2 separate regions of the Homo sapiens genome follow, and region 2 is linked to region 1. The links are chromatin loops, found by intact Hi-C in ENCODE. Cell type or tissue: natural killer cell. All regions are shown on one strand. Links, peaks and the distances in the headings refer to the core of each region. The heading gives the core; the rest is flanking DNA.

The links. Hi-C counts contacts between places; a loop is a spot of excess contacts. Peaks named below come from ENCODE experiments on the same cell type or tissue, not always from the same donor. Only the 100,000 strongest peaks of a DNase experiment are listed, where the experiment ranks them.
Region 2: a loop joins it to region 1, with 3 times the contacts of the local background. A loop is called at or near these places in 55 of 110 quality-filtered maps.

Annotation. Positions count from the first base shown.
Region 1 is chr6:158,712,380-158,728,050 of GRCh38, forward strand. It overlaps SYTL3 (synaptotagmin like 3), which reads left to right. Exons shown (of 18, transcript NM_001242394.2): 9 at 1,421-1,499; 10 at 5,708-5,832; 11 at 13,124-13,258. It also overlaps the pseudogene AMZ2P2. Among named protein-coding and RNA genes, the nearest start is that of MIR3918, 45 kb to the right of the region's middle. RefSeq lists enhancers at 3,701-3,790, 7,683-8,882, 8,515-8,564, 8,635-8,734. In natural killer cell, for the core only: no CTCF peak of the experiment used is centred there; DNase peaks (open chromatin) are centred at 5,092, 5,382, 5,782, 8,262 and 2 weaker places; H3K4me3 peaks cover 1,553 bases; H3K27ac peaks cover 4,729 bases.
Region 2 is chr6:158,795,479-158,811,149 of GRCh38, forward strand. The region is part of intron 2 of EZR (ezrin); the gene reads right to left. Among named protein-coding and RNA genes, the nearest start is that of EZR-AS1, 15 kb to the right of the region's middle. RefSeq lists enhancers at 3,235-3,434, 8,320-8,429. In natural killer cell, for the core only: no CTCF peak of the experiment used is centred there; DNase peaks (open chromatin) are centred at 4,200, 7,679 and 8,323; H3K4me3 peaks cover 606 bases; H3K27ac peaks cover 2,177 bases.

The DNA of each region.
Region 1 (15,671 bases), core at 3,746-11,745:
TAGGTATTCCTGAAGCCAATCAAGTGGATGCCTACAATTAAGGTGTCATTAATTAAGTCCACGAGTCCACCCCTTGTCAACCTGTACCCATAGGCTCTCCTTAAGTCATACTTAATTTAATAAAGGCAGTAACAAAGTAATAGGTCCCCCTAACATGATGCAACTATCCCATAATTGTGATTTTGGGGATTTTAGATGTTAGGGATTTGGACTTCAGGGATTTTAATCTTTAGGGATTTAGACTTTAGGGATTTTGATCTTTCATCGTTTAGGATTATGGCATTTGAGACTGTGTCTTTGAGATTATGATCCAAACCCAAAAATATATAATGCTGATAAGAGAGAAGAATCACATACATTCTTTTTCTTTTCTTTCTTTCTTTTTTTTTTTTTTTTTGAGACAGAGTCTCGCTCTATTGCCCAGGCTGGAGACCAGTGGCGTGATCTCGACTCATTGCAAGCTCCGCCTCCCGGGTTCACACCATTCTCCTGCCTCAGCCTCCCAAGTAGCTGGGATTACAGGTGCCCGCCACCTTGCCCAGCTAATTTTTTTTTGTATTTTTAGTAGAGACGGGGTTTCACGTGTTAGCCAGGATGGTCTCGATCTCCTGACCTCGTGATCCGCCCGCCTCGGGCTCCCAAAGTGCTGGGATTACAGGCGTGAGCCACCGCGCCTGGCCTCTTTTTCAGTTTCAAACTGAGACTGGGGTGACCTTCAAAATCCTGCTCTACTTTCTCCTGGAAATTTCAAATTCTCCAGAGTCGTTCCAGTACCTACGTGCTCATGATGTATTTATTGGACAGATGGATGATTGGATGGGTGGTAATGTAAGATGGATGGATGTTTGGTGGCTAGATGGGTGGATGGATGGATGAATGAATGAGACTTGGATAAGGAAGTGAACTCCTTTCTGTTGTTTTATCTTTTTTTTCTTCTGCTTTGGGAAGTGGAGCCCCTCAGCTCTTGCCTGGTCACCTTGTGGCTTTTACCATCCTCATCCCCTGTGCCACCCACATCCTGCCACTTCTGCATGGAGTTGGGGTGGGGCCATTGGAGAAAAGAGGTTAAACAAGCAGTAATTTACTTGAGTACAGTCTTTGAGCCAATGAAATGCCAGTCATCATTTCCCAGGGGTACTTGTCATCTTGTCAACAACCCGCTGATAATGCTCCTTCAATGTGAATAGCAAAAGTAGGGAGAGACGCTGAATGAAGAAGATGCCTACCCCTCAGGAAGACTGCTGTCCGCCTCCAGGCCTGCATGCACACACCCATGCCCACCTGCACCCCCAGCACCACGCCCACACTCACTCGCACACACCCACATGCCAGTGTTTTGGGGTTGGCAGCCTGGACACTGCTGAGGCAAACACAAGTCATCAAGCATAATTCTCATTCTCTCCTTCTGTCTCTGTTTTAGTTACAGGAATTTGGTCAGTTTAGAGGATTTAATAAGTCCGTGGAAAATTTGTTTCTGTCTCTTGCTACCCACGTGAAAAGTAAGTGCATGCTTCATGATGTGTTTTCCCACTACCTTCCAGGCCAGCCGAGCCCACTGGCCAGGGCCTGGCCGGTGACCTCGGTTGACACTGTCCCTCAGGCCACTCACTTTGTCTCTGGACCCTGGGGAAAGCCACAGCACCTGGCCCTTCATCTCTTTCCCAACAAAGCAGGCCTCTGGTTCCTCATAGGAAGAGAAATGGTGGCTCAGACCTGTAATCCAAGCACTTTGGGAGGCCAAGGTGGGTGGATCACTTGAGGTCAGGAGTTCGAGACCATCTGGCCAACATGGTGAAACCCTGTCTCCACTAAAAATACAAAAATTAGCCAGGCATGGTGGTGGGTGCCTGTAATCCCAGCTACTGGGGAAGCTGAGGCAGGAGAATCACTTGAACCCAGGAGGCGGAGGTTGCAGTGAGCCAAGATCACGCCACTGGACTCCAGCCTGAGCAACAGAGCAAGACTCCGTCTCAAAAAAGAAAAAGAAAAAAAAAAAAAGATGCAATTTCAGGGAATCTAAAACCAGAACCTTTCAGGCCAGTAGGGCCCAATTATCTATCTATTGTCTGCATGGAATTACTTGCCTTTCTCCTCTCCTCCTTGGTAAATGTATTTTCTTCAGTTAGCAGTAATCCTGTGATTTGCAGATGCATGTAACCTAGAACCACCTCCACTTGCAATCTTGTGTCTTTCAATGTTCTTTCTGCTCAGATACTTTTTTCTCTGTTTATCTTAAAATTCAAGTCCCAGAGGACAGACTCCTTTTCATGCCTCCTAAGATGCCCAGGGCTGGTCAGGTGTTTAGAAAATGTCCTTAGTGTGCTCAAGGGTCCTTAGGCATGGATTTCTCTTTCACTGTGTTTCTGCTCGGCTTCTCTTCATCATCCCCTTTTCTGTAGTTGCATGCGGATGGTCTCAGTGCTGCACTTGGCTCTGAGACAGTCTCTTTATGTGACTTTAATTAGTTGTCCGTATTCCTCATGAGCCCTGTGTCAGCTGTCACACGATGACAATGGACATCAAAGCACTGCTCTTCAGATGAGCAGAAACAGTCGTCTCATGCAATGGTCTGTTCCTTTCTTAGGGAGGAAGCAGCTGAATTTCATGGGCCTGTTTGCTAAGAGCGTTTGGTGGCTTAAAAATCACTGTTTCCATCCTGCTGGGCTCTCTGACAGTAACCCCTGCTCTGTGCCCCTTGGCCTGGAACGTGTTTTCCAGCTGTCCCGGCTGCCTCTTCTCTTGTTCTCTTGTGGGTGCTATTTTCCCACCCACCCCCTTGTATTTGTCATGTATGGGTGGGTGCTAGTTCACCTTCCCTGTATGTCTTTCTAGGTGCACAGCCCTTCTCCAAATCTATGTGGCTTCTGTGAATTGTCTTCCACCACTGCCACTATAGAATCAGTGCCTTGGAGTTAGCCCCAACCCTGTCATCCCCCAGCCACCGAAATCCAGAGAGGTGGGACACACACGTCAGCACACATGCACCTTCCTGGATGCTCCCAGCCCTGCACACAGGTTCATTGGATATGCTCACAGCTGTCAGGTGGCCACCCCAGAGCCTGGCCTGTGTACCTGCTCACACACTTGAGCACTTGAGGCTAACCAGTGTAATACCCAGGTGGACAACTAGAGCTAGTCCCTGGGCGAGGTGTGGGGGAATTCACAAGAGCAAAACAGCAAGCATCCCTTCTCAGATATGGAAAGCAGACTGAAACCGCATCACACACACACACACACGCACGCACCCAGCACCCCCCATACCCCCCCACCACCCCCACCCCCTGCCCAGAGGCAGAGATAGAAAACCCCAGCTTTCTGGCTGCTGGGAGTGGTGCTTGGCCTCTGACCTTTCCCGAGTGCTTCCCCTGTTTCTGCAGGAACAGGACACGTGACCACACACACGCCCTTCTCCCGTCTCTGCCACAGGACACTTAGCGTCCTGTAGGCGCTGACTCCTATTTCTTTGGATTTTGAGCTCCTCTTCTCGTGCTCCTATTATCTTATTGGCTGCCTGTTTCCCCACGGAAGTGGGTGCAGAGGGAAGCCTCATTCTGAGGGGAGGAAGATTGGCACCTGAGGTCCTCGGGGAGGGACTGTAGAGGGCCCCAGACTCTTCACTGGCCCAGGTGCTGAAGGGTGGCTTTGCCCCTGAGGGGTTTTGAAAGGTGACCCAGAATTACAACCTCTAGCTGCTGATGCTGCCCAATGAAGTCAAACCAGCGGGAGGAAATGAGTGGCTGCAGCTCTGTCTATTATCAGTACGTTTCTAGAAGATGTCAGCACTGTAGTCCCCCTTAGAAAGGGGAAGAGGAAATGAGAAAACTGGTCTTGCCCAGAAGCAATCTGCATTTCTTTCTCTTCCTTATCCTTTGTCCCCTAATAATACTGACCTATAAGCCTATTTCTTAGAGCCCAAATTTCTCAAGAAGGCTTGTCCTCTCCCCTCATCTGTGAACTTTCAATGGCCCAAATAGGCCCAGGCTTTGGGATGGGCACTAAGAGATTGCTGGGGGACCAGTTCCTCCTAAGGGCTTAGAAATTAGAGCCCCTCACAGCCTCACAGTCCAGACTGAGATGGACCATCTGAGCGTGTCCTTTACTTTGTCCACTTTGAGGACCTGGTGCGTACTAGTGCCTTACGAGCTGCTGGCCTTAGAAAGATCCCCCAGTGTTTCTTGATGGTCACCTTGAGGACATGGGGATGGCATTGCTATCAGAGGAGGCTAGGAGGCATCCTGGTGGAAAAGCTGGACACCCCAGCCGTTCCCTCTTTAGATGAAAGAGATACTGCAAGACTCATTCTTGGGCAGTGTAGGCAGGAGAGAACGAATACATAGTGAGAGGATAGAGGATTCATGCAATAACATCCCAAGGAGGTGGATCCAAAGCCAGCCGGGGGGTCAAGAGCCACAGTGTCCATTGCAGTGGCCTCTAACCACGTGTTGCTCTTGAGCCCCTGAAATAGGGCTGCAAGATGCACTACCAAAGTGAACACACTGGGTTTCAGAGACTTGGAATCCAACAAAAGTAAAATATTTCATGGATAACTTTAATGTTGATGACATTTTTTAATATTTTGGATATATTGTGTTAAACTAAATATAGAATTAAAATTAATTTGGCCAGGCATGGTGGCTTAAGCCTGTAATCCCAGCACTTTGGGAGGCCAAGGTGGGTGGATCTCTTGAGCTCAGGAGTTCGAGACCAGCCTGGCCAACATGGTGAAACCATGGCTAATACAAAAATTAGCCGGGCGTGGTGACACACACCTGTAATCCCAGCTACTTGGGAGGCTGAGGCATGAGAATCACTTGAACCCAGGAGGCGGAGGTTGCAGTGAGCCAAGATCACATCATTGCACTCCATTCTGGGCAACAGAGTGAGACTCTATTTCAAAAATAAATAAGTAAATAGAGTTAATTTTACCTGTTTTTTTTTTTTTAACTTTTTAAATATGGCTACTATAAAATTTAAAATTGTATGTGTGACTTGCATTGTCTCTCTGCCGGACAGCACAGCTCTAGAGACAGTTTTAAGGTCCCCGTTTGGAGGAGTGGGGTTCTCAAGGGAAAATGAAACCATCTTCAGAGGATGAAACTATCTTCAAGGTGGTTCTCTCACTTCTGTATGTGGCTTCCTTCCTTCAAACTTTCTTCATCTTTACTCTAGACCACTATTACACTGTAAAAATGAAACAAATTTGTTTACAGTCATCTTTCCAGGGTTTGTTTATTATAATTGTTATGAGGACACCCCAAATCTTATTTTTACCTCGCTTCAAAAAGTCACAAGAAATGGTGTTAAGTTGTAACATCTTTGTAAGGAACCCCTAGAAAGCCGGCTTGTTTGGTAGGCTGCCGTCTTCGTGTTTGGATGAGTGCACACACATATGTGTGACCTGGAACGCAGAGGAGCTTGGGTGGATGATTTCCCTTCACCTCTCACCCTGACCATGGCCTGGGTGGCCACAGCGGGACCTTGAAGGAAGCCAGCCCTCTCCTGCCCTGACCCAGCACACTGTCTGCTCACCTTCCCAACACCTCTGCACTTGGTGGGGGAATGTGCCGCCCTTGCTCCTCCGTGCACTTTGCCCTCTTAAGACCTTGGGACCCACTGTCTGTGGGTTCAGTGAACCCCAGAAGAGGCTCCCACAAGTCTCAGCAAAGCTGCTTGTTCCCACCCATCAACCCTTGTGTTTGCCTTTTAGAGCTCTCCAAATCCCAGAATGATATGACTTCTGAGAAGCATCTTCTCGCCACGGGCCCCAGGCAGTGTGTGGGACAGACAGAGAGACGGAGCCAGTCTGACACTGCGGTCAACGTCACCACCAGGGTACCCTGAGCCCCACAAGGCCTCCACGCTGATCACCTTCATGTTGTCTTCCAGAACTTTCTAGCCTGCCTTCTCTGTAGATTTATGTTTTCTTTGGTTTTATAGAAAAACAGTAAGCCATCAGAAAAACATAATTACCAGTCAGTGCCTCTATTTGGGCAGGGCTGGCCCAAGGCAGGTCAGGATTGAAGGTCAGTCTGGAAAACTGTTCAGCACAAGGAAAGGCTTCCACCTAATCACAAGCCCCTGAGGCTCCTCTGTGTCCACAGAGCTCCCTGCTGGCTTCAAGCCTGCGCCAAAGCCCAAGGGCTTCCTGCAGGGCCCACACCTGCCGGGTTAGCCCTGGAGTCTGCAAGACCAGCAGCCTTTGGTTAAAATCTATCCTGACCTCTGATGGAAACTATTGAAAACGTAAAGGCGCGAGCAAGCCTGTGGGGGCGCTCTTCCCCCGCTGTCCACACCACAAGTGAGAGCTCCCTTAGTAAAGGCTTCTAGGGAAATAATTATTCCACCTTCCCACCAGGACTAACCCAGCCTGGAGTGAACGCTTCGGGTATGAGAGAGAGCCAACCTTAGAATGGGAAAGCCCGCATTCTAGTTCAGCTGAGGTGCCTTGGCTGGGCAGGTGCCACCAGCTGTTGCTTGCAGTGTTGATGTGACTGCCCTGGTAGGCTGGACAGAACTGGTGTCCCTTCTCTGCTGCTGTGGACTCCACTCAGGCTGTCCCCAGACAGACTGTCCTTTAGGCGAGGGTGTGAGGTCAGCCCCCCTCTCCTGCTGGAACTTGCACACAGCCTCTTGAGAGTTCACGTCCTGCCTCCCGCTCCAGCCCAGTGCGCCCCTCTGTAAAATGAAGATGATAATACCTGTTCTGCGCACAGCACAAGGTTTTGTAAACATCTAATGAGATAATGTAGTATCTTGATTTGCTATCTAAGTCATCTAAATATTTTATCTAAATTGCCAGCATTGACTATGATGTGCTGGACTCTGTACTAATAGCTTAACTAGGCTATCTCATTTTATCTTCATAACCACCATCTAGGGTAGGTATTGCATGCAGCCTCATTTTACATGTAAAGAAATGGAGGTTTAGATTAAGTCACCTGCCAAAGGTTGTATAGCCAAAAGAGGACTGAACTCTGAGGCAGTGATTCCCAGCTCTTATGAGTATAGGGGGTCACTGGGGCTCTTAAAATGCAGATTCCAAATCAGTAGCTGCGGGGTGGACGTGAGATGAGGAACCGCAGATGCATTTTTGGTGAACTCCTGGGATCTGGCGAAGTCTATGCTGTGAAGTTCTCAGACCACACTTCAGGAGCGAGGTGTCTAGACAGTTTGAAATGTATTTGGCAGGTGTTTGAAATTCTATAACACAAGTGTCAGCTCCTGTCAGCTTCCCGGGGTCTACAGAAGCTCCCTCCGAACTCCCTCCGGGGATCACTCCTTCTAGTGAAACAGGTGGAGGGGAGGGTTAGCAACCATATGAAGCCCTGTGTGCCACACGTGGTGGCAGCATTGCTTCTTACCTACTTCATCACATTTAATTCTCACAAAAATACCGTGGTAGACATTGTTACTCCCATGATAAAGATCGGCCGAGCCTGGTGGCTCATGCCGGTAATCCCAGCACTTTGGGAAGCCGAGGTGGGCAGATTGCTTGAGCCAAGGAGTTGGAGACCAGCCTGGGCAACATGAGAAAACCCTGTCTCTACAAAAATACAAATATTAGCCGGGTGTGGTGTCACATGTCTATAATCCCAGCTACTAGGGAGACTGAGGTGGGAGGATCGCTTGAGCCCAGGAGGTCAAGGCTGCAGTGAGCCATGGTTGCACCACTGCACTCCAGCCTGGGTGACAGAGTGAAACCCTGTCTCAAATAATAATAAATTAAAAATTTTAAAAATTGGCCGGGCACCATGGCTCATGCCTGTAATCCCAGCACTCTGGGAGGCTGAAGTGGGTGGATCACCTGAGTTCAGGCGTTCGAGAGCAGCCTAGCCAACATGGTAAAACCCCGTCTCTACTAAAAATACACAAATTAGCCAGGCTCATGGCGGGTGCCTGTAATCCCAACTACTCAGGAGGCCGAGGCAGGAGAATCTTTGCTTGAACCTAGGAGGCAGAGATTGCAGTAAGCCGGGATCGTACTGTTATACGCTCCAGCCTGGGTGACAAGAGTGAAACTTTGTCTCAAAAAAAAAAAAAAAAAAAGCCTGAGTTTTAGTGAGAGGTTGACCAACGTGCCTAATGTCACATAGTGAATGAGAGATGGAGCCAGGAGCAGACCTGGGATTTGACTCTGAATTCTAAACTCTATGTTCCCATAAGAAGGACAAATGAGGACCGCTGAAGAAAGAGGGTTCAGGAAGGGGCGTGTGGAAGCATGAGTAATTATCTTACTTGCTTGAGTCACAGGAAACCACTCAGAGGCTAACACTGACTTGGGGTTAACCAGATGCCTGGCATTGTTCTCAGCGTAATGCCCTTCAGAGGTATTTAGCCTTTGTAATCCTTAAGACAGCCCTATGAAGTTGGTACTGTTCCTGTCCCTACTAAAGACAGGGACACTGGGGCAAAGAGATGACCAAGAGCTAGGTGAAGCCTGCTCCAGAGACCAACCACACCCTGTCCACGCCCCAGAGGTGAGACGCATTTCCCATTTGCACCGTGATGTGCTGTGTGGTGGCTCATCCCACGCACCACAGGCTGGGCTTGTGGCGTTCTGCATGAGGATGGCCCGTGGGTCCTCGGCACGCCCCCTCCCCTGCTGCATGTGCACATGGCCCAGAGCCTGGCCAGGGTTGTCTGAAGGGCTAAGGGAGCTCAGGGATAGAAGTGGTGGGGTGCAGGGGAGACGGTGGGGAGACAGTGGGGAGAGAGCCAATCCAAGTAGACATTGTTATGCGTGTGTCCACTTCTCAGCCATGCTCTTGGCAGGAACGCTTCCAACTTTCTGCAGGCCTTCTCTCTCCCCACCTTAATTGAGGTTGTGGCTGGGTTGGTTTCTTTGTTTCATTTTGAGACCAAGTCTCGCTGTCTTGCCCAGGCTGGAGTGCAGTGGTGATATCGTGGGTCACTGTAGTCTCGATCTCGAAGGCTTAAGTGATCCTCCCACCTCAGCCTCCCAAGTAGCTGGGACTACAGGGATATGGCACCATGCCTGGCTGATTTTTTTTAATTTTTATTTTTAGTAGAGATGTTGCCCAGGCTGGTCTCAAACTCCTGGGCTCAAGCAATCCTCCCACCTAGGCCTCCCAAAGTGCTAGGATTACAGGTGTGAGCCACCACGCCCAGCCAGATATGGCTGTTATAAGGGACAATTTAGCCAAATGTTTATAAAGTACTCAGCAATGATAGTATGATCTATAAATGCTAAATAACTATTGGGTTGAAATATAAGGAGTACACTTCTATTTATTTATTTTTATTTATTTTTGAGACAGAGTCTCATTCTGTTGCCCAGGCTGGAGTACGATGGCACAATCTTGGCTCACTGCAACCTCTCCCTCCCCAGTTCAAGTGATTCTCATGCCTCAGCCTCTTGAGTGGATAGGATTACAGGCATGCACCACCACACCTGGCTAATTTTTGGATTTTTAGTAGAAATGGGGTTTTGCTGTGTTGCCTAGGGTAGTCTCAAACTCCTGAGCTCAATCGGATGCCTGCCTTAGCCTCCCAAAGTGCTGGGATTACAGGTGTGAGCCGCTGCGCCTGGTCCAGGAGTACGTCTTTAAATAGAACATTCATCAGACTGCAATTACACATGCCTTAGCTGGGGAGCTCACCAAAATTCCTCTCATTTTCATCAGATTATTAATATTTCATCAATATTAATTATAGAACACGGTGGCCCTGCTTTGGAAGTAGAGGATGCTGGTGCCCACCTTGCAAGTGGCTACACTGAGGCACAGAAGTAGTAGATAACTTTCTTTTTTTGTTTGTTTGTTTGTTTGTTTGTTTTTTTGAGACAGGGTCTTACTTTGTCACCCAGGCTGGAGTGTAGTGGTGCAAACACAGCTCATTGTAGCTTCTACCTCCTGGGCTCAGGTGATCCTCCCACTTCAGCACCCCCGAGTAGCTGGGACTACAGGAGTACACCACTCTGCCCAGCTAATTTTTGTATTTTTTCTAGAGATAGGGTTTTACCATGTTGCCCAGACTGGTCTTGAATTCCTGGGCTCAAGTGATCCTCCCACCTTAAAATCACGCGGTGACTCGGGGATGTTAACTGAGAAAACAGCTCAGGATCTTTTCCACACCACTTCTCTGTTAAGTTTGAACCACATGTTCTGAAAACACCCCTTCAAAAATGCTGACTTAAGCATCTGGGCCAGAATTCTTCAAGAAGTGAATTCTTACCTCTCCTCTTCTGTGCATTCCACTGGGATTTTATTGTATATGTTATGAATGTACAGTATTGACCTATATTGGCCATAAAAACATGCACCTGTTAAACAGGAAGGATGCCTAAAAACCGTCAGGAGGGGCTATCTCTGGGGAGGGGAACTGAGGACAGAGGTGGAGGAAAAAGATTTTCTCTCTTTTCTGTTTTTTTTTTTTTTTTTTTTTTTTTTAAGATGGAGTCTCGCTCTGTCACCCAGACAGCGAGCGAACAGTCTGGGCTCACTGCAACCTCCGCCTCCCAGGTTCAAGCCATTCTCCTGTCTCAGCCTCCTGAGTAGCTAGGACTACAGGCGCCTGCCACCACACCCAGCTAATTTTTGTATTTTTAGTAGAGACAGGGTTTCTCCATTTTGGCCATGCTGGTCTTGAACTTCTAACCTCAGGTGATCTGCCAGCCTCGGCTTCCCAAAGTGCCGGGATTACAAGTGTGAGCCACCATGCCTGGCCAGTTATTCTTTTTAACAGCTACTCTTTTTTTTTTTTTTTTTTTTTTTGAGACAGAGTCTTGCTCTGTCGCCCAGGCTGGAGTGCAGTGTCATGATCTCGACTCACTGCAACCTCTGCCTCCCGGGTTCAAGTGATTCTCCTGCCTCAGCCTCCTGTGTAGCTAGGACTACAGGCACGTGCTAATTTTTATATTTTTAGTAGAGACAGGGTTTCACCGTGTTAGCCAGGTCTCAATCTCCTGACCTCGTGATCTGCCTGCCTCAGCCTCCCAAAGTGCTAGGATTACAGGTGTGAGCCACCAAGCCCAGCCTAACAGCTACTTTTTAAGGCTTTTAGTTCATGCTGCCAAGTTGCCCTCCACTGACGTTGACTCCATTTACCTGACCACTGGCAAGGCAGAGTCACGTGTTTTCCAGCACTCTTGCCAACATTCAACTTTGTACCTTTTTTTTTCCTCGAAATGTTTATTATAGTAAAATACACATAAGACTTACCATCTGTGCCGTTTTAAGTGTATAGTTCGCGGCATTGAAAACATTGCTAATGTTGTGCACCTGTCACCACCATCCATCTCCAGGACTTTCTTCTAGTAAAACTCAACTTTATAATTTTTAACATTTGCCAATATAATGGGCAGTTATTTAAAATGTGCCTTTCTTTAACTGCAGGTAAGCTTTTTCTCCTACTTTTTCCTCTGGCACACCTTCATTCTTGAACCCCTCCCATTGGATCTTCTGGCTTTTCCAGCCTCTGGCTCCTCCGCTGTAGCTTTGATTGACACTTCTGTCACACCTTTAGTGTCCCCTCAGACAACATCACACATCCCCTATGTGTTTGTGATCTGTGTCCACGTGTCTACGTGTCTGTAGGTCTAGGACGTGCTTTCTGTTTAACCGTCACCAGCTGCTCCAGGTGGAAGGCCTTCCCTCTCAGGCTTACCCCAGCCAGCCTCAGCATCCTCTCGGGTGATTGCAGCCTCACTGAAGACCATCCCCCAGAGGCCTGCGTGCTGGAGAAACTGTCCCTGGCCTCTTTCCCATTGACCTGGCTGGTGCTTCCATTTGAATGGTGTCTCTGTCTTCCTACTAGCTAGTGAGCCCTTGGAGGATGGACGTTTCATCTTCTCCTCTTTCTTCTCTCTTCCTCCCCTTCTACTCTTCCAGCCCCCAGAATTTAGCATAGTGCTGTGAATATAGTGTTGCTTAATAAATAAATGTCTGTAGGAATTAAGTTGGCATTCTGGGGATGGAAAGCATAAATAATTTGGAGGTAATCCTTTCTTTCATTTGTTCTATCATATTCTCACTTAGTATTTTCTTCCTGAAAATTATGACTGTGGGGCAACTGTTGTATTTCTGAGTTCTGCTTTCAACCCACCACCAAAAACTAAAGTCTCCACTTGGAAACTGTATATTTTCAGTCATTAAGAGGTTTTCCCACCTTGCCCATTGTGTTCCAATGGAACTTTTCTGCAGGGATGGGAATGATCTTTATGTGAGCTGTCCACACAATGCCCAGGGCTGCATGTGGCCATGGAGCATTTGAAATGGGTCTAGCGCAACTGAGAAGTTAAGTTTGTTTGATTTCAATTAATTTAAGTAGTCATGTGTGGCTAGTGACTACCATATTGGAAAACACAACTGTATACATCATAGAAATGTCAGCTTGGCTGTGTGTGGTGGCTCACGCCTGTAATCCCAGCACTTTGGAAGGCTGAGGCATGTGGATCACTTGAGGTCAGGAGTTTGAGGTCAGCCTGACCAACATGGTGAAACCCCATCTCTACTAAAAATACAAAAATTAGCCAGGTGTGGTGGCACATGCCTGTGGTCCCAGCCACTTGGGAGGTTGAGGCAGGAGAATTGCTTGAACCCGAGAGATGGAGGCTGCAGTGAGCCAAGATTGTGCCACTGCACTGCAGCCTCCAGTGTGGGTGACAGAGCAAGACTCCGTCTCAAAAAAAGAAAGAAAAAATAAAAAAAGCATCAACTGTTAGCAAAGTATTTTTAGAAAATTTAGAGACATATTTTGATTTTTCCCTTTTTATAAGCATCTTAGAGCTAAAACTCTGCTTATCAGGCTAATTATTATATATCAAGTGATTAAATGCCAGGACCATTTATTAAGGCTAAAATTTGGACTTAAGACTTTTACTAATCCACGAGTAATCTACCCATGACTGTTCATGACTATCCCAAAGCTGGATGTTGTCTGTCTCTGGGCCCTGTGTGCTCGCATGCGCGTGTGTGGTGTGTGTGTGCGTGTGTGTGTGTGTGTGCGCACGTGCACGCATTTACCAAATGCAGGTGTGTCCTCCTACTCAGAAGTTTGCATGTTAGTAACATCAAGTCATAGATGCTTGCTGAAGTCACCACATTTGAACAAAACCAAACTGGGATGGAGACTATAATATTAATTTCTGTTTTTCCTTCTCCAGAAGGTCAGTGCACCAGATATTCTGAAACCTCTCAATCAAGAGGATCCCAAATGCTCTACTAACCCTATTTTGAAGCAACAGAATCTCCCATCCAGTCCGGCACCCAGTACCATATTCTCTGGAGGTTTTAGACACGTGAGTCTCATTCCAATGCTCTTTTTTTGTTTTTTTGTTTTTTGTTTTTTTGGAAAGCATAATGTACAAGTCCTTATTTCAATTACTCCTATTTGAAGGTCCTTATTTTTGGAGAACAGCAAGGCATTTTATTATCCATCCTTCCATTCCTTAAAGGCTTCCACAGGTTTTAGTAAAGTTGCGTTATCCTCAGGCCTGTGTCTTGGAGTTACTCCAGGTGTGTCAGCAGATTCATTATCAATCCACTCCACCAGTGCTCTGTAGCTTTCTATAATGCAGCATTCTGCAACTCGCGTAAACAGATAGGGCAGGAGGGCGCCGGTCAGCTTCTTCCAAGTGGTTGGAGCTGCGTTAGGCATGCAAGCCACTGACAGTGTCGCAGTCCACGTGTGTGTCCAATCTCATGTGTTAAAATCTTACAGGATCAATGTAGTGAAACATTAGTTCTTTCCAGAATGTAATAGTTATCAAAAATTGAATAGTCAGTTGAAGATGTTTTCTGTCACTTCCTCCCTTTGCCTTCATAGCACAAGCTATAAAAATCACTGCCATACTTAGCAAAGCTGAATATCCCTACACCATCTGTCAAAGAGGCCTGTCCAAAGACAAAATTTCAGGAGTCTCTTGGGTAAAGATCAATCATTGTTATCCCCATGACACAGGCGTCTTCAGGTTTCTTCTTTTTTAAGAACTTCAAGATGTCCCCTGCATGAACTTGTAGGCTTTGTTTGTGAATTATCATTGGCTCTAAAGGAACACCTCATTGCAGAAACAGGAACCAGTTCTAGGAGGTTTGCTCTCAAGCCGTAGAATTATGCCTCCCAATAGGCCTTGAGCCATTTCATAGATTCTTCATTGATAATTCTGGTGTTTCCTAGAGATCCAGCGGACTGAATATAAATACTCATTTGTCTGGAGAGAGTGTCTTTCTGTAAGGGCCACTGAAGAACTGTTCAAAGTCTTGGGGAGCCTCTGGATGGGAAGTGATCTAATATGATTGGGAATGCAAAGTAATGGGTCCAAAGAGATCACTGGCTGGCTGGAAGCCTTCGTTCATTCAGCACTGTTTTCCCCAGCATCTAATTTCCCATACTGTGACACAAGGCCTGGGATCTTTGAGATGGAGATGTTTTCAGTGTCTGTTCAGAGTGCCATACTGTTTGCATAATGACAGATCTCTTCTGTTAACATCGTGTTCCTAGGTTGAACTTTCTTTTTTTTTTTTTTTTTGAGACAGAGTATTGCTCTGTCACCCAGGCTAGAGTGCAGTGGCGCGATCTTGGCTCACTACAAGCTCCGCCTCCCAGGTTCACGTCATTCTCCTGCCTCAGCCTCCCAAGTAGCTGGCACTACAGGCGCCCGCCACCACACCCGGCTAATTTTTTTGTATTTTTAGTAGAGACGGGGTTTCACCATGTTAGCCAGGATGGTCTCGATCTCCTGACCTCGTGATCCACGTGCCTCGGCCTCCCAAAGTGCTGGGATTACAGGCGTGAGCCACCATGCCCAGCTGAACTTTCTTTATTTTAATTTTATTTATTTATTTATTTTTTGAGATGGAGTCTTACTGTGTTGCACAGGCCAGAGTGCAGGCTGGTGCCATCTCAGCTCACTGCAGCCTCCGCCTCCCAGTTCAAATGATGGTCATGCCTGTCTCCTGAGTAGCTGGGATTACAGGCGCCCACCACCACGTCTGGCTAATTTTTGTATTTTTAGTAGAGATGAGTTTCACCACGTTGGCCAGGCTGGTCTCGAACTCTTGACCTCAAGTGATCTGCCTGCCTCGACCTCCCAAAGTGCTGAGATTACAGGCATGAGCCACCGCACCCGGCCTAGAACTTTCATTCTTCCTTTTAAATGGGTCAAACAGGTGTTCGGCCATGAGGCTTTATTAGGAAGAAGGCATCCTTCTGAGGTTTTTACCTTATAAGGATGGACATAGCTGGGCCTGGCCGGAAAAGTGTTGTGGAGGGAATCTTCACCCACCAGGCCTCGAGGCCACCCGCCCACCTCCCATGGCCGTTCTCATGTGCGTGTCTCATCCAAGTACTCTTTTTTTTTTTTGAGATGAAGTCTCCCTCTGTTGCCCAGGCTGGAGTGCAGTGGCACGATCTCAGCTCACTGTGACCTCCGCCTCCCAGGTTCAAGCAATTCTCCTGCCTCAGCCTCCCGAGTAGCTGGGATTACAGGCATGAGCCACTGTCCCCAGCCCCAACTACTCTTGATATGTGCGGCATGGTTATGACATCAGTAGACAAGGGGAGGGATGAGCTGTCGCCTTGTGAGAGAAACTGGAATGTGACAATAGAACTTGGAAGTGATATTTTACTTAGGTTGGGATTTGGGGAAACCCTTGCTATACTTTGAGAGTGGTTTTCTTTTTTACATCTTATGATGAACATTTTCATACATA
Region 2 (15,671 bases), core at 3,589-11,588, 83 kb after region 1:
TACAGGATGAACCACAATAGCTTTATTCTTCTAATGTTCCATGGCCACAGACTACAGGACCAACCCCTGCTAGTGGGCACCTAACATGTTCATTCGATCCACAAATACCAATTAACTACTGCAAGGTGTGCCAGGCACCTCGATGGGCACTGTGAGTACAGAGAGGCATTAGCCCTTCCTATCCCCGAGTGGCTTACACATTAATGAAGATGGGTGTGCCTCAGTGATCACACACCACAGTGCTTCCCACATCAGCCTCACCATCAGAATCCCCACAGAAGCTTTTCAAACACCCGCAGCCCAGGAAGCTGTCACTTCCACAAGTGATTTTGAGGAGGCCAAATTTGGGAATCACTGGAAGGCAAGAGACGGGAGACAGAGGGCCTGGGTTTGAGAGCTAGCTCTGTAATCTGAGGACCCCTAGCTGATGACTTCCTGCCACTGGGCCTCTACCTGATCTGCAGGTAGAGTTTGGACTAGATGGCTTGAGGCCTTTTCCCACTCTGAAATGCTAGGTTCAAAGCCCACAGGCCAGGTGTGACACAGCCAGTGCCATCGGACAGTAGAGGTGTAAGTACCCCCTGAAGGGTCTCCCTCCTTAGGGGACACATGCCAATGGAACCAGAGGTCCAATAAATACTCTCTGACCACTAGGAGAAAAGTAACCCACTAGAATGCTATTCAAGGCCAGCAAGTAGAGTGTTTTCACGGAGAAGGGACAACACACCTGTGTTCACTTTCCCAAGAAGGAAAGTACCCCTCCAGGCAGACACACGACAGCACAGGTGTTACCACTCCAATGCAACCGACATGCAAGGTGTTAAACCCCAAGCTGCTTTATTTTTAAATAAACTCAGTAACAATTCGCCTTATTAAAACAAAATAAACCCAACATCCTCTTTGCTCATTCCCTGGAGCACCTGAGCCTGGCACACAGGCCTGGCGGCAGGGGTGGCCCCAGCCTCACTCAGGCCAACCCTGTTCCTCTCCCTTGCTGCTGATATTGAGTGGCTGGAGACCATTTAATCTGTGAGCATCTTCCAGCTCGATCATTCTATGACTTAAAATCATCTTGCCTGGCTTTTGACACCATCCCAAGCCAGCAGCTATGTAGTCCTCTTTGAAATTATTTGGCTTTGAAAGGGAAAGGGACAAAAATGGGGATATGCTGTGGGGGCAGTGTTTGGAGGTCACGTAACTCTGCAGTGGTTAAGGTGGGGTTTTCTGTTTCTTCCTTCTTTAGCTGAAAGGCTGTTGCCTGTCTGCCATGTTGATGCCAACAGTGGCAGTCCAAGACGGGGCCACAGTCTCCACTTCACAGATTGTTCTGCCCACAGGTTATTTCCACGGAGCATCCCAGGGAACTAGGATTTTTCAGAATATAGTTGGGAAAACATGATTTCTGAGTCTTCCCAGTTTAATTTTATCAAAATGGCATCTTAAAATGCCTTCTAAGAGTGTAAGGAATGAAAAAGGTACCAAGTTGACAATCAAATTTTGTATTTTGCTTCTAATCTATGAATATAATTGCTGAATATTTGGCCAAATTATTTCCCAGGTATTTTCCTCATTTTGGTAAATAAATATAGGTATGCAATTTTTCCTTTGGGAAGCATCCATTTCCTCTGAATATTTTAAACTTATAGGTTACCTCTACAATCACACTTTTTACAGCATAAATTCAAACTGTAATAAAAGCCCAAGACAGGAGGGAAAAGTCCAAGATCAGTTCCTCCACAAACATTACAGGAGAGCAACCCTTGAGTCTTAGACAAAAGAACCAGATTTAATTTCAGTGGCCAGAACACTGCAGGAAAAAAGTTTGCAATAATTTTTTTATGTACTCAAAAATCAGGAAAACCATGTAAAATAAGAAAGGGAAATTCAAATGGGAGCATTTGAATGTCTGAATTTCAGGCAGTGGATTCAGTGGTTAACAGATTAATCCCTATATTATCACACCTGCCATTTACTCAAAAACCAGTCTGAGTAGAGCCATCCAGCCACCACCAAGATTACATTGCGAGCTTGACCTTCCATATCATTTAAAATGTCAACGCTGTTTTCCAACATTCCAGCCTTCTTCCGAAGGTGCCACTTCAGCAACTTTTAACAGCTTTCAAATATTTGGATAAGACCTTTCAAATACTTAGAAATGCTCTGATAGAAAGTAGATACAGTAAATTTTCTCCCACAAATGGGAGTATGATAGGGAAAATTCTTACAACCAATGATAAATGAATTAAAAACTTTGCAGCTATTTTGGTTCACTTAATTGGGTAATTATAGAGACAAAACTGTATATTTTTCCTTTCATGTTGAGTCACTATGTACTTTAAATAGCAGCTATTGAAATGTAACTTACCATAAAATTTACCCATGGAAAATGTATAATTCAGTGGTTTTTAGTATATTCAGAGTTATGCAACTGACACTGCTATCTAGTTTTGGAATAGTTTGTCAGCCCAAAAAGAAACTCCATGGCCACTGGCAGTCACTCTGCATTCCTCCTGATCCCTCAGCCCCTGGAAACCACCAATCTACTTTCTGTCTCTAAGGAATGGCCTATTCTGGACATTTCAGAGAGACAGAATTTTGTAATATGCAGTCTTTCATGACTGAATCCCATGACTTAGCATAATGTTTAAAAGGGTTATTCATGTTGTAGCATGTACCAGCACTTCATTCTTTTTTTACTGCCCAGGAATATTCCATTGTGTGGCTGTCACTTCTGTCTACCCATTCAGGTGATGGACATTTAACTTGCTCCTTGTTGCTTTTAGCAATTGCAAATAAGAAACAGCTGAAAAACAATGGCATTCAAACTAGACTGTGGTCATTTTCAAAAGAATAAAAATCTTTAGGGAGAAACAAAATGAATTTTTAAAAACTAAACTTTTTGGGTTTACTGTTTTTAAGTTCTAAATGAAAATATTCTATGTTCTTAGAAGTTGCTGGCTGCCAAACTGACACCAACACAGTAGCGGCGCTCCAATCATGCATGGCCATGCTGCACTCTGCCGCCTTAGCCCTCACTGCTTCTGGGCGCTATGGGGTGCCCCACCAGGGCAGAGCTGAGAGGCTGGCTCAGCTCTGCTTCAGAGACCTCCCTCGATGGAAAAGGGACTTAGTTTGCTGCTCCGCTTTTTTTTTTTTTTTTTTTTTTTTTGAGAAAGGGTCTCTCGCTCTGTTGCCCAGGCTGGAGTGCAGTGGCGTGATCTCAGCTCACTGCAACCTCTGCCTCCAGGGTTCAAGAGATTCTCCCACCTTAGCCTCCTTAGCTGGGACCACAGGCACCTGCCACCACAGCCGGCTAATTTTTCTATTTTTTGTAGAGATGGAGTTTCACCATGTTGCCCAGGGTGGCCTCGAACTCCTGACCTCAAGGGATCCGCCCACCTCAGTTTCTCAAAGTGCTGGGATTACAAGTGTAAGCCACTGCTCCACATTTAACTCCAATGATGCTGAGCACAACCCAGCACTCTAATTACAAAAATTTGTTTTGTTATAACTGAACATTCCCTTTCTATTTTAGACTTTCTTGGCTGAACATCTCTCTCCCCCAGCCCTATTCACGGCTGCTCACAAAAACATGACAATACCAGGCATGGTTCATGAAGTCTGGTGTGGGAAGAGGCCTGGCTCACACCCCTTTGAAGTCATTTAAGACATATGGCCAGCTGTACCTTATATGCAGCCATTCACAGGCCCTCGAGGCGCTCAAACTTGAACATGTGAAAAAAAATCACCCAGGGGCTTGTTAAAACAGTTTCCTGGACCCCAGGCTAAGGGTCTGACTCAGGTTGGGAGGGGCCTACATTTCCATGTTTACCGGCTCACAGCTGATGCCAAGGTCACGCTATGACCAACAGTGCCCGGGCGGCAGGGGGCAGAACCTGCCATCAGGAAAACGCAAAAGGACATGACCTGTTTGGCCAAGATTAATGTATTTACCTCTGCTGATTTATAATCCTTTATATAAAAACATCCTTACTAAGTCTCCATTTGTTGTACTAGCAGACAGGTTTTCTCTAATGAAACCTCAGATCACAACAGATGGACTCACATATTTTAATAGTCTCTCTGGATCCTAATCCCCTTATCTCACTGTCTCCATAAACAATATGCCAACTGAATAAATTATAGCACTAGCTATGACAGACATTGGTCGTTTTCCACAAATGCTGGCTAACAGCCAAGCTCTGTAAAACATTACCATTGACTTAGCAAACCTCAACCAGCTTAGTGCAGAAATGCAGATACTCTAATTCGGTCAAGGCAGGCAAAGCAGAAAAGCCCGAGAGGCAAGTGAATTGTCTGTAGGTTTTTTTAAAGCTCTTCTTTCTCCCCATCACCAGCCTTTTTTGGAGTGTCACAGTAATGGCTAACATTGAAAATATAACTTTGTTTCCATGTATTATATGAAGCGAACATCTTTCTTACATGAACAATGCTGCTCCCAGTAACAGACTGTTTTATATACAAAATTATATCAATGTAATTGCAATTGAAAACCCAATGACGACTTTTTACATTATTATGGTTTCCAGCAAGCATATGGTTAGAATGCCCAAGTTTTACTCCAGAAGGGCAGTCCAGAAACCACCCTGTTATAAATAACATTCTTTCAAGGACAGAGAGGGCTGAGATGAGAACCACTATGTTGCTAAAGGTATTTATCAAAATATTCAAAACATTATTAGAGAAGTAAAATAGCAAGGTGGTCCTTAAAATATTATTTTCTATTAAATGAAGTCTCTCTATATATATCATCAATTTATGACACTGACCTGACAGTATACTTGGCAAAGACATCAACACCACTGGTCAGGGCTCTTCTCTAATTCCCGCCCATAGCAGTGGCCATGTCACCAAGGAAAGGAAGGGCTAGAAGAAATTCCAGGGACACACATTTAAGCTCCCTTTTTCCTCAGAGATCCCTGTTCTGATAAGCGTTCTCTCTCAACATCAGCCTTCTTGAGCTAAGTGTCCTTGTTGACTTTTAGGAGGTGGAAATAACAGTATAAATACATGACGCTAGGCTGGGCACGGTGGCTCATGCCTATAATCCTACCACTTTGGGAGGCTGAGGCAGGTGGATCACTTGAGACCAGCAGTTCGAGACCAGCCTGGCCAACATGGCGAAACCCCATCTCCACTAAAAATACAAAATATTAGCCGGGTGTGGTGGTGCACATTGGTAATCCCAGATACACCAGGGAATAAGGCAGGACAATCGCTTGAACCTGGGAGGTGGAGGCTGCAGTGTGCCGAGATTGCACCACTGCACTCCAGCCTGGGTGACAGAGTGAGACTGTCTCAAAAAGAAAAAAAAATTGTACTAATAAAATAATCCTGAGGCATATCTGCAAATGCAATGGATGAAGATGTAGAACACGGCTACTCCTTTCTATCAAGCTTTCTGTATCTTAAATTATACCTGATTATTTTATATGACCTCTTCTTTTAAGGTTAAAGAAGAACATGAGCGCAAAGGCAAAGAAATCTTGGCCAGGCACAGTGGCTCACTCCTGTAACCCTAGCACTTTGGAAGGCCAATGTGGGAAGATCACTTGGGCCTAGGAGGTCGAGCCTGCAGTGAGCCATGCTTGCGCCACCACACTGGGTAACAGAACCCTGTCTTTTTAATTTTTTTTGAGACAGGGTCTCGCTCTGTCAAGGCTGGAGTGCAGTGGCACAATCTCGGCTCACTGTAGCCTCCACCTCCCGGGTTCAAGCGATTCTCCTGCCTCAGTCTCCAGAGTATCTGGGATTACAGGCGTGCATCACCATGCCCAGCTAACTTTTGTATTTTTGGTAGAGACGGGGTTTCACCATGTTGCCAGCCAGGCTGGTCTTGAACTAGGCAGGGTGCTGGGATTACAGGCATGAGAACCCTGTCTCCAAAAACAAACAAAAAAAATCTGCTTGTCTATCGGGCTCAGGAAAATGTTCAGATGCCAAAGGCCAGCCATCTATCTAAGCTCCACAAATCTTGTAAAAAGTGCACAGAATTGTAACAAAAATTGTCACATAATTCAGTAACATTTCAGTGCGCCATTTTATCTGCAGCACAATAACAAAAACATGGGTACGCTAGTTATAAAACTCATTCTGATAAGTTTTCATATAATTATATAACACCAGGATATGTACTAGTCTTTTACTGCCTGAGTAATAGGAATAATAAAATCATCCAGTGTTGGAACTCACAAGAGTCCACTTGTCACAACCCTGATAACCACTATAACCAGCACTCCCCACAGGGGTCAAAGTGCTAGCTCCTCATCCTCAGTTATTCCTCTAGCTTTCCTAGGAATCATGGACAGTCATACTATTCCCAGGAACATGACGCACAAAAGTCACTGGCCAGGTGGCAGAGTTCCGAGTACAGACCAGTGTTAGCTGCTGTGGGACGTCCTGGGGCCCATGATGGAGCTGCAGACACTGTGCGTTGCGACAGCTGTTGTTCCCCATCAGGAAGCTAAACCAGCAGGACAATTCAAGCTTGGCCACACATGGATTGATAATGACAGTTAATGGAATGACTTAGTTGCCTGTAGGCAGTGTCTGTCTACCAAAAAACGTAACCCACCACAACGTAGTGCCCTTTAGATTGAAACAATCTGGCCTCCCCACCCATTCCTTCTTGCCAGGTGTAAAGGGCATTCATTGGTTAGTACCTGCCCAGGTGCTAATTACTAATGAAAGCAAGGTCATAACTACAGACTTCAGCATCTAAGGAGCCAACTTAACTCTATGGAAAACCAAGTAGCTGTAGCTAGAGTTTCTCAGTTCAGTCCTTATTTTAGGAAATGGGAGTACAACTTTTAACCTGAATAAAAAGGCTTTCGGTACAGTCACTGTTTCAAATTTTAACTGCCAGCAAGTCTGGCAGAAAGGAAAATTTACCAAATATCAATTTTTATGATTTTTTGATGCGTTGTTTATACTCATTCACATCTAAATATTTACAAACACCTTATAGTTTAGTTCTTCTGGAATATTTGTATACTTCTACTTGACTATGGCTAGTTAGGTTTTTGGTGGTAGTGTTTTGTTTGTTTTTTGAGGCGGAGTTTCACTCTTGTTGCCCAGGCTGGAGTGCAGTGGCGCAATCTCGGCTCACTGCAACCTCCACCTCCCGGGTTCAAGCGATTCTCCTGCCTCAGCCTCCCGAGTAGCCGGGATTATAGGCATGTGCCACCACGCCCAGCTAATTTTTGTATTTTTAGTAGAAACGGGGTTTCACCATGTTAAGTTAGATGGTCTCGATCTCCTGACCTCGTAATCCACCCGCCTTGGCCTCCCAAAGTGCTGGGATTACAGGTGTGAGCCACCGCGCCCGGCCAGGTTTTTGCTTATTTAAGCACAAGAACCATACATGGTTTATCCCTCGAATACAGCATCCAGCCCATGTCCAGTATCCTAGGGGCCGTGTCTCCTACCCTGCGATTCTCCTGACACCACAGGGAAGCAGGAACTCATTTCCCAGAGAAGCCAGAAGCACTTTAAGGAACTTTTTGAGTAATTTAAATGATGAAAAGTAACACTACATGCCACTCACACCTCCTTTTCTAAACTGTTCTCCTTACTACTTCCTCCAGCACCACCATTAGGCTAAACTTAAAATGTCAAGGCTAAATTCTTAATGTGCAGCAGACGTTAACAGGGCAGAGTATTGACACAGAAGTGGGGGCTGGGAATTTCCTAGTAACTGACTTTTCACGTATCTACATGATGTTACATTTTTATGTTATATAAACGTATGTTTTAAGTAGCCAATCAGAATAGTGATGAAGTATAACTGGTAGAGTGACTCCAAATGAGTACTCGATACGAGGTATACGGTTATCCTCGTCTGATGACCTTTTTTTAATGGTTACAAAAACTGAGACCCTCAACTTCTGGTAATCAGCTACCAAAATATCTGTGTAGCTCTGGCTCTTTAACATTACTCCTAAAATAGTATCTTTAAATAGATGCCAATGGTTTTATGCTTTTGAAAAGTTTGTATTTACCAACTCCAGGGTAAATATTATGTAACATTATATATATATATATATGTATATATATATATATATATATATATATATATATATACATATATATATATATATATATATACATATATATATATATATATACATATACATACATATATATATATATATACATATATATATATAAAATATACAGAGAGAGTCCAGAATAATAGCCACCCCATAATTTCAAGAACATGTAATGAAATCTCAAATCCTAAATAGCTCTCCTTTTTCCTCTGAGAGTAAGCCACTTCCTGCCCCTAGACCCACATCCTGTCAGACCAAGGCTGCTTAACAAACACAAAAAGCGGACAAACCAGTCCCATCTGTGCTCATTATTATCAGCAAGAAAATCATGACCTTAGAACTAGAAGGGAACTTTCTGGGCATTCACATTCAAAAGAGGGTCATTTTAAAACCAGGTTGGGAAGAGTTCTGTGCTAAGCCCTCCCTACTGTCCACTGCATCTGGGAGGCAGAAAGGAGCTGCTTTCCATAGGTCTGACAATGAAATGACTGCTAGTCATGCCCGAGTTCCAAGCCTGCACTGCCGAGTAACACTGATGGCCATTTCCGACCTGCTGATGGCGTATGAAAATAATGCTCCTGATACCTATTAGCTGCTAGTTTTTAAGGCCCTTTTTGGTGAGTGTCTCTAATTAAGAACCAACTTCTTCTACACTGGAAATAACATACATTGTGTGTTATCTAACAGGGAAGTAAACTGGAATTCTTAGACACCACTTTCCCCTAAGAAAGGGAAAAGAAATAATCAAAGGATGTTACATTCAGCAAAAGAAACTATTCTTTCTAGAAACACAATCTACATCCTTCTCATCTCCTTACCTCAGGGCAGGCAAAATAAAGAGAAAGGGACCTTGAACAAGAATTTATCTAATAAACTCCTGAAGTCTAAGTCTTGATTGTATACCATGTGATTTCAGTTTCACTAGGTATATCATAAATACTTCATCACCAACATGCTTCACTGAAATGTGCAGGTAATTATACACAGAAACTTAAGTTTAGTAACTACTTAGTAAACTTAGTAACTACACACATAAACAAAAGTAAGGGACAAGGCCAAGATGGCTTATTATATGCTAGAGTCGGTTTTAATTGTAGGCTCAGAAAAGATAGGGAACTAAAGGCCTATAGATTAAACATCACTATTCACCTGGAATGCATGGTTGTCTCTGCAAATTTAGAAGCCTGTGAAGAGTTTTTCCTTTCTTTTTTTCTTATTTTTTTTTATTATACTTTAAGTTTTAGGGTACATGTGCACATTGTGCAGGTTAGTTACATATGTATACATGTGCCATGCTGGTGCGCTGCACCCACTAACTCGTCATCTAGCATTAGGTATATCTCCCGATGCTATCCCTCCCCCCTCCCCCCACCCCACAACAGTCCCCAGAGTGTGATATTCCCCTTCCTGTGTCCATGTGATCTCATTGTTCAATTCCCACCTATGAGTGAGAATATGCGGTGTTTGGTTTTTTGTTCTTGCGATAGTTTACTGAGAATGATGATTTCCAATTTCTGATCTTGGGAGTGAGAAGGTGAGTCTAGGAAACAATGAGGCTGAGGTGGGTGGATCACGAGGTCAGGCGACCAAGACCATCCTGGCCAACATGGTGAAACCATCTCTACTAAAAATACAAAAATTAGCCGGGCATGGTGGCGTGTGCCTGCAATCCCAGCTACTCGTGGGGCTGAGGCAGGAGAATCGCTTGAACCAGGGAGTCGGAGGCTGCAGTGAGCCTACATGGCGCCACTGCACTCCCAGCCTGGTGACAGAGACTCCATCTCAGGAAAAAAAAAAAAAAAAAAAAAAAAAGGTCGAAAAATTTCTTTGCTAACCTGTTTTTTAGAGGACATAAGACATAAACCATACTTAAGTCTTGTGCCATTGCTGAGATAAATTTTTGCCCCTAGTTAAGATCACATGAGCAATATTATACAATGTTAAAGAACATTTCTCCTGTAAGAAACTTCGATTAGACAAGATTTGAACTCACCCCAGTCTTTACTTTTGCCATGTGTCAAAAATTAGCAAGACCAAAGTAGCTTCTTTTAAAAAATCCAAACTAAATCAGTAATCTTACAAAATTTGCTTAAATAAGCAAACCCTGCCAAAACTTTTAAAATCACCATTTCTGAAATTATACTAAATTAAAATTAAAAAAACTCTTCAATTTATACTGTCAGTATCAAGTATGTTACATCTGAAATGGCATTATAATTTGTACATCATTACTTGACTGGAAAAGACATGGTGTACATTTTACAACCCTATCACTCACCCCAACCCCAACCCATGGTTTGCTGTATTTCCTTCCCCCATCCCTGCCCACAGCCCCAGTATGTAGATTGATCTCTTAAAATGGCTAAAGCCCTACCCAGTAGATGCCCCTTATTTTGTTCATTTCAATTTTCAAGTCTGAGAAAATCGCTATTAAGACAATGACCTGTTCCCAGTTGGGTCACAGCACTGTGCCCCATTCCTATGGGCCCCCCAAAACATTGGGAATACAAAGTAATAGTGGAAAAAACTGGGAACAAATCGTTCTATGTGTTTCCAAGTCAGCTGCAATTTTGAGTAGTGACCTCCTTTTAAAACATGTGCATGGAGGGTGAGATGGCCCGGGTGGGGCCATTTGATGAGATCAAATCAGTTACTCATTTGATCCAGAGCACAAAGGTTGCCCCAGCAGCAGGGAATGGGGGACCTGCCCTCGCCCTGAGATCCTCCCACCTCAACACTCAGGCACTTCATGACGAGCAAAAGTAAAGCATCTCTCCCTTTCTACCCTATAACATGCTTTTTAAAAGCAAATATTCTATTATGGAAAGTTGAAAACATTCATAAAAGTAGAGAGAATAAGTAGTACCATGATCCTCCACACTCTCTTTTCAGCTTCAACACCATTCTTTCTTCTACTCTACCACTTTCACTTTTTTTTTTTTTTGCTGGCATATTTTAAGGCCCTCATTCATTATTTCACTTGTAAAAACTTCAGTATATTGCTCTAAAGCACTAAAAAAAAAAATCACAATACCATTATCACATCCAACATAATTTAAAACAATTCCTTAATACGTCAAGTTCAGTAAATATTATTCAATTTTCCTCCATTTCTTTGAAAATGTCTTTTTGCAGTTGATTTGTTCAAGTTATATAATGCACCTTGTTATCACACTATTTCCACATTGCCTTGTTCAGCCACGTTCTAAATAAAAAATCCAGTTTTCTCACCATTATCTGTCTAAATCCATTTAAGAGTCTCACCCAAACAGCAATGGATTATGTAAGCAAATACTTCAACATCCCAGCAGCCAACACCCTTAATTATTTAACTGAGGCAATGAAACACACCTTAATGAAAATACTGTACCAATATACACTACATATATGTTTACAAATAAAGTGATTCCAATCTCATATTTATGTGCTAAGCTTTAACCAAGTGACCTGTGGTTCAATTTTCTCTTTAAAAACATAACAGGCCAGGCGCAGTGGCTCACGCCTGTAATCCCAGCACTTTGGGAGGCTGAGGCGGGCGGATCATGAGGTCAGGAGATCAAGACTGTCCTGGCTAACATGGTGAAACCCCGTCTCTACTAAAAAATACAAAAAAAATTAGCCGAGTGTGATGGCTGGCGCCTGTAGTCCCAGCTACTCGGGAGGCTGAGGCAGGAGAATGGCGTGAACCCGGGAGGTGGAGCTTGCGGTGAGTCCAGATCACACCACTGCACTCCAGCCTGGGCGACAGACAGAGACTCCGTCTCAAAAAAAAAAAAAAAAAACAAACAAAAAAGACAAGGCTGGATCCCAAGACATATTTTATAAGAAATTTACAGATGAAGTAATGGTGCAATAGGTAAAATACTATCAAAACAATCATTTCCCTGAACCACAGCACCTGAGAAAGGATGGAAGAGTAAGTGGGTTTGGAAATGATGGACTTATCACCAAACCCTTGCAAAAACAAGTTCTTGAAGAAAGACCATCATGGTTCACTGTCCAACCCAAAAGTGATTTACCAGAAAACCAACAAAAACACATCACAGTGGGCCCACTCCTAAGTCACTCTGCCCAGTGGTTTTAACGCTTCAAAGAGTCAGTAAAGAATGAAAGTTAATTCTAGCTCTTGCCAAAGCCTAGGTGAAAATTTACAGTAGCACGCTCACCACCCCCTGACGATGTATTAGACATGTGTCTTTCCCCCTGCAATATAAGCTTCTTGAAAGCAGGTCTTTCTTTCAGGAGGGGCTGAGGAAGGCACGGCTCCCTTTACAACTCCAAACAGAAAGCCCATTTTATTTAGTCAGACCAGCATCTCCTTTCCAGAGCATTTTGCCATTGAGGAAAGGTGGGACAATGTGCATTTCAGGCTCAAATACACATTAGCAGGAAATGGGTTCCACCATTCACTGGATGTGACTGTCAACCAAGCAGGTGATAATCCTTTAAAAGCCTCTTTTTGTTCACCAATGTCTCCCCAGTACCTGAAAACCTGGCACAAAGTAGGTGCTCTATTTGTTGAATGAATGAACTTTATGCAGGGTGGTTGTACAGGTGTACCTAACATCAATAACTTAAGAAGAATGCGTGTGTGGAGTTCCGAGCTAAGGAATCCTAGTGGCCAACCCTGAAATCAATTCCTTATCTATGGGGAACATCTGAACCCCCAGCCCACAAGCACTTTAAGGCTGCCAGGTGGAGGCTGTTAGGGGGAGTATGTTAAGTAAGAATGCTGTGTAAACTGCATGCTTTTTCCAAGCTTTCGGGAAGCAGTTGCTGTTCTGTCCAACCCACCACCACTGGACTGTCCCATATGTAAATTTCCAATAAACCTGATGCTATCCCTGTTGAAGTCAACAGAGGTCTAGCAAGACAGCTGTGTTCATCGTGGCAGCAAAAGGACAAACAACAAGGTTACATTTACTTACTACATTATTTCATCGGGCTGCTAAGTTAGAGGAAAAGAATGACCATCACGAGCTAGTAAAGCTTTTAATCAGATTAGAATTTTATCAGGTACAAGTGGAACCGCACAGCCCTTACTGACCAGGGCCAGGCATAAGGCCAGGTGCTTCCCATGTGCCATCTTAGCAGGCATCCCAGGCGGGCACGCAGGATCTTGTTTACAGATGAGGAGGCAGAGGGAGGTGAAAAAACTTGCCCAAGATTACCCACTAGGAGGCAGGTATGTTTACCTATTTGCTCGTCCTTCTTCCCTCTATTTATCCTGCCAATAAACAAGAATTTAAAGTTTGCTATAAAATAATAATGCTAAACAACAAACAAACAAACTTGGGCCAGGCATAGTGGCTCATGGCTATAATGCCAACACTTTGAGAGACTGAGGCAGGAGGATGGCTTGAGGCCAGGTGTTTGAGACCAGCCTGCACAAAACAGTGTGAAACTTCATCTCTATAGAAATAAAAATAAAAAGATTAGTCAGGTGTGGTAGTGAGCGCCTGCGGTCCCCCAGGAGTTCAAGGCTGTGGTGAGCTATGATTGTACCACTGCACTCGTGCTTGAGCAACAGAGCAAGACCGCATCTCAAAAACACAAAAACAACACCTATCCTCTTGCTTTGCTGCCAGAAAAGACAAAAAGCACAAATAAACAAGCACCTGACAGCGTTATAGGTGGAGACCGAGTTCTATGAGTGCAGTAAAGTGGGGCACGGCACAGAGATGGAGCTGTACTTTAGACAGGGTGTTCTGAATCAGGAATGGACTTACAAAACATCTGCAGTCAGAAATTCACATACAGACTATAGTAGATCAAAAGCTCATTTTAAACTATCAATGAGGAAAAAAGCAATTCATTTACATAACATTCTCTTTCCAACTCAAACATCAGGTACAAATTGCTTTCTTTTAGCATATGCCAGAAATCTGTCATTACACAATAGCTTAGCAAGTGTGACACAAGATACTGCCACTTTCTCTACACAAAGACCCACCCAAACACCAGCTTTGTTTAAAACATTACCTCAGCACCACGATGCCTCTCCTCAGTAGTTTCTGAGTCCATGCTCAGAGTCCATGATGTGCTCAACATTGGCTAACAAAACACATTCTGTTCTTTGAGAACAATTTTTTAAAAACTGGAACCAATGGGGTGGATCTGCTTCCAAATATTAGTCCAGCCATAAAATATATACAAGGTTAGAATAAATGCTTAACAATAATTATTTTTATGCTAGAAGCAGGAGTTGGTCCATTTGTTTCTCTAAAGAGCCAGCCAGTAAGTATTTTAGGCTTTGAGGGTCTTACTTGGAGTCCGTTGCATATTGTTGTTTTTAAAATCCTTCAAAAATATAAAAACCATTTTTAGCTGGGAGACCAAATAAAAACAGGCCACAGCCAGACTCGGCCCTAAGATGATAGTTTACCTACCCCATCCTAAAGTAAAAACAATTATTTACAGTATCTGAAATGACAACTGTCCACACAGGCAGTTTAAAATTGATCTCTCAGGCAAAAATGGAAAACAAAATTAGGTTGCAGAAGTGACTTCTAACTTAAAAATATGAGCAAAATCTGATATACTGACTACTAGAGTTTGATCCTCAGGTGATACTGGTTCCTCTCCTATCAATAAAAGGTGGGTCATGGTGAGATATTTTTTATTTTGCTTTTAAGGTTTTGTTTTCAAGTATATTAGATTAAAAGGATAACTTAATGAAGTTTTACATTTCCTTTGAAACAGCATTACTGTTTGCCTGTAAGTGTTAAGAACGGGTTAATGAATAAAGGAAAACAGAACTGACCACTGCTGACTGGGAAGCCCACATCCCTCCACACTTACCCAAAGGATCTTACCAGCCGGGAGGCCCTCCCTGGTCTCCAGGGCACACTTCTCTTCTGTGAAGACCTCTATCATGCACTACACTGCATTGTAATTGCTTACATATCTGCTTTCACTAGGAGACTGAGAACTCCTTAAAGGCAAAACCAATCTTATTTTTATTGTCCCTGCACCAAGCACATAATGGGATATAATAGCGCTTCAAAACATGAAGGTGGTACCCATGTGACTGATAAGGGAATTCCGACTAGAACACACAGAGAGAGGATGGACATGAGACAAAATCAGAGTCCTCCCTTTTACTAAGATAACCCAAACTGTTCATATTGCTTTTTCCTTGAGAAGACCAATGGACAAACTTTACCCGTTTATAGGAACCCAGAGTTTTTACCTAACAGGGTTAAGTTTGAAAAACATTTGCGGGGTAGGGAAACACAAAAGAAACACATAAAGCTTACAGCATCTTAAGATGAGTTGTTTGGATTTCACTGATAAAAACTTTGTCTCCGTTTATCTTATGTAACATTCTTTCCACTTAAAAACTAACTCCCATTTTACGGCTGACGAAATTTAGGTTCACAGATGCTAAATGGCTTCCCCAAATACAGGTAAGCAGTAAATTAGCTATGAAATTCTCTTTATAGCTCTTTGTGGTTTCATTTTGAAAAAAATTATGTGTATTAACTATATCAAGCATTTCAGTCAAAAGTCTCTAAGTCACATTATAGCACAAGGGTTTTGTTTGGTTCTGAAAACTACCCAAGTCTGGAAAAATCTTTTTATGTCAACAGGCATGGA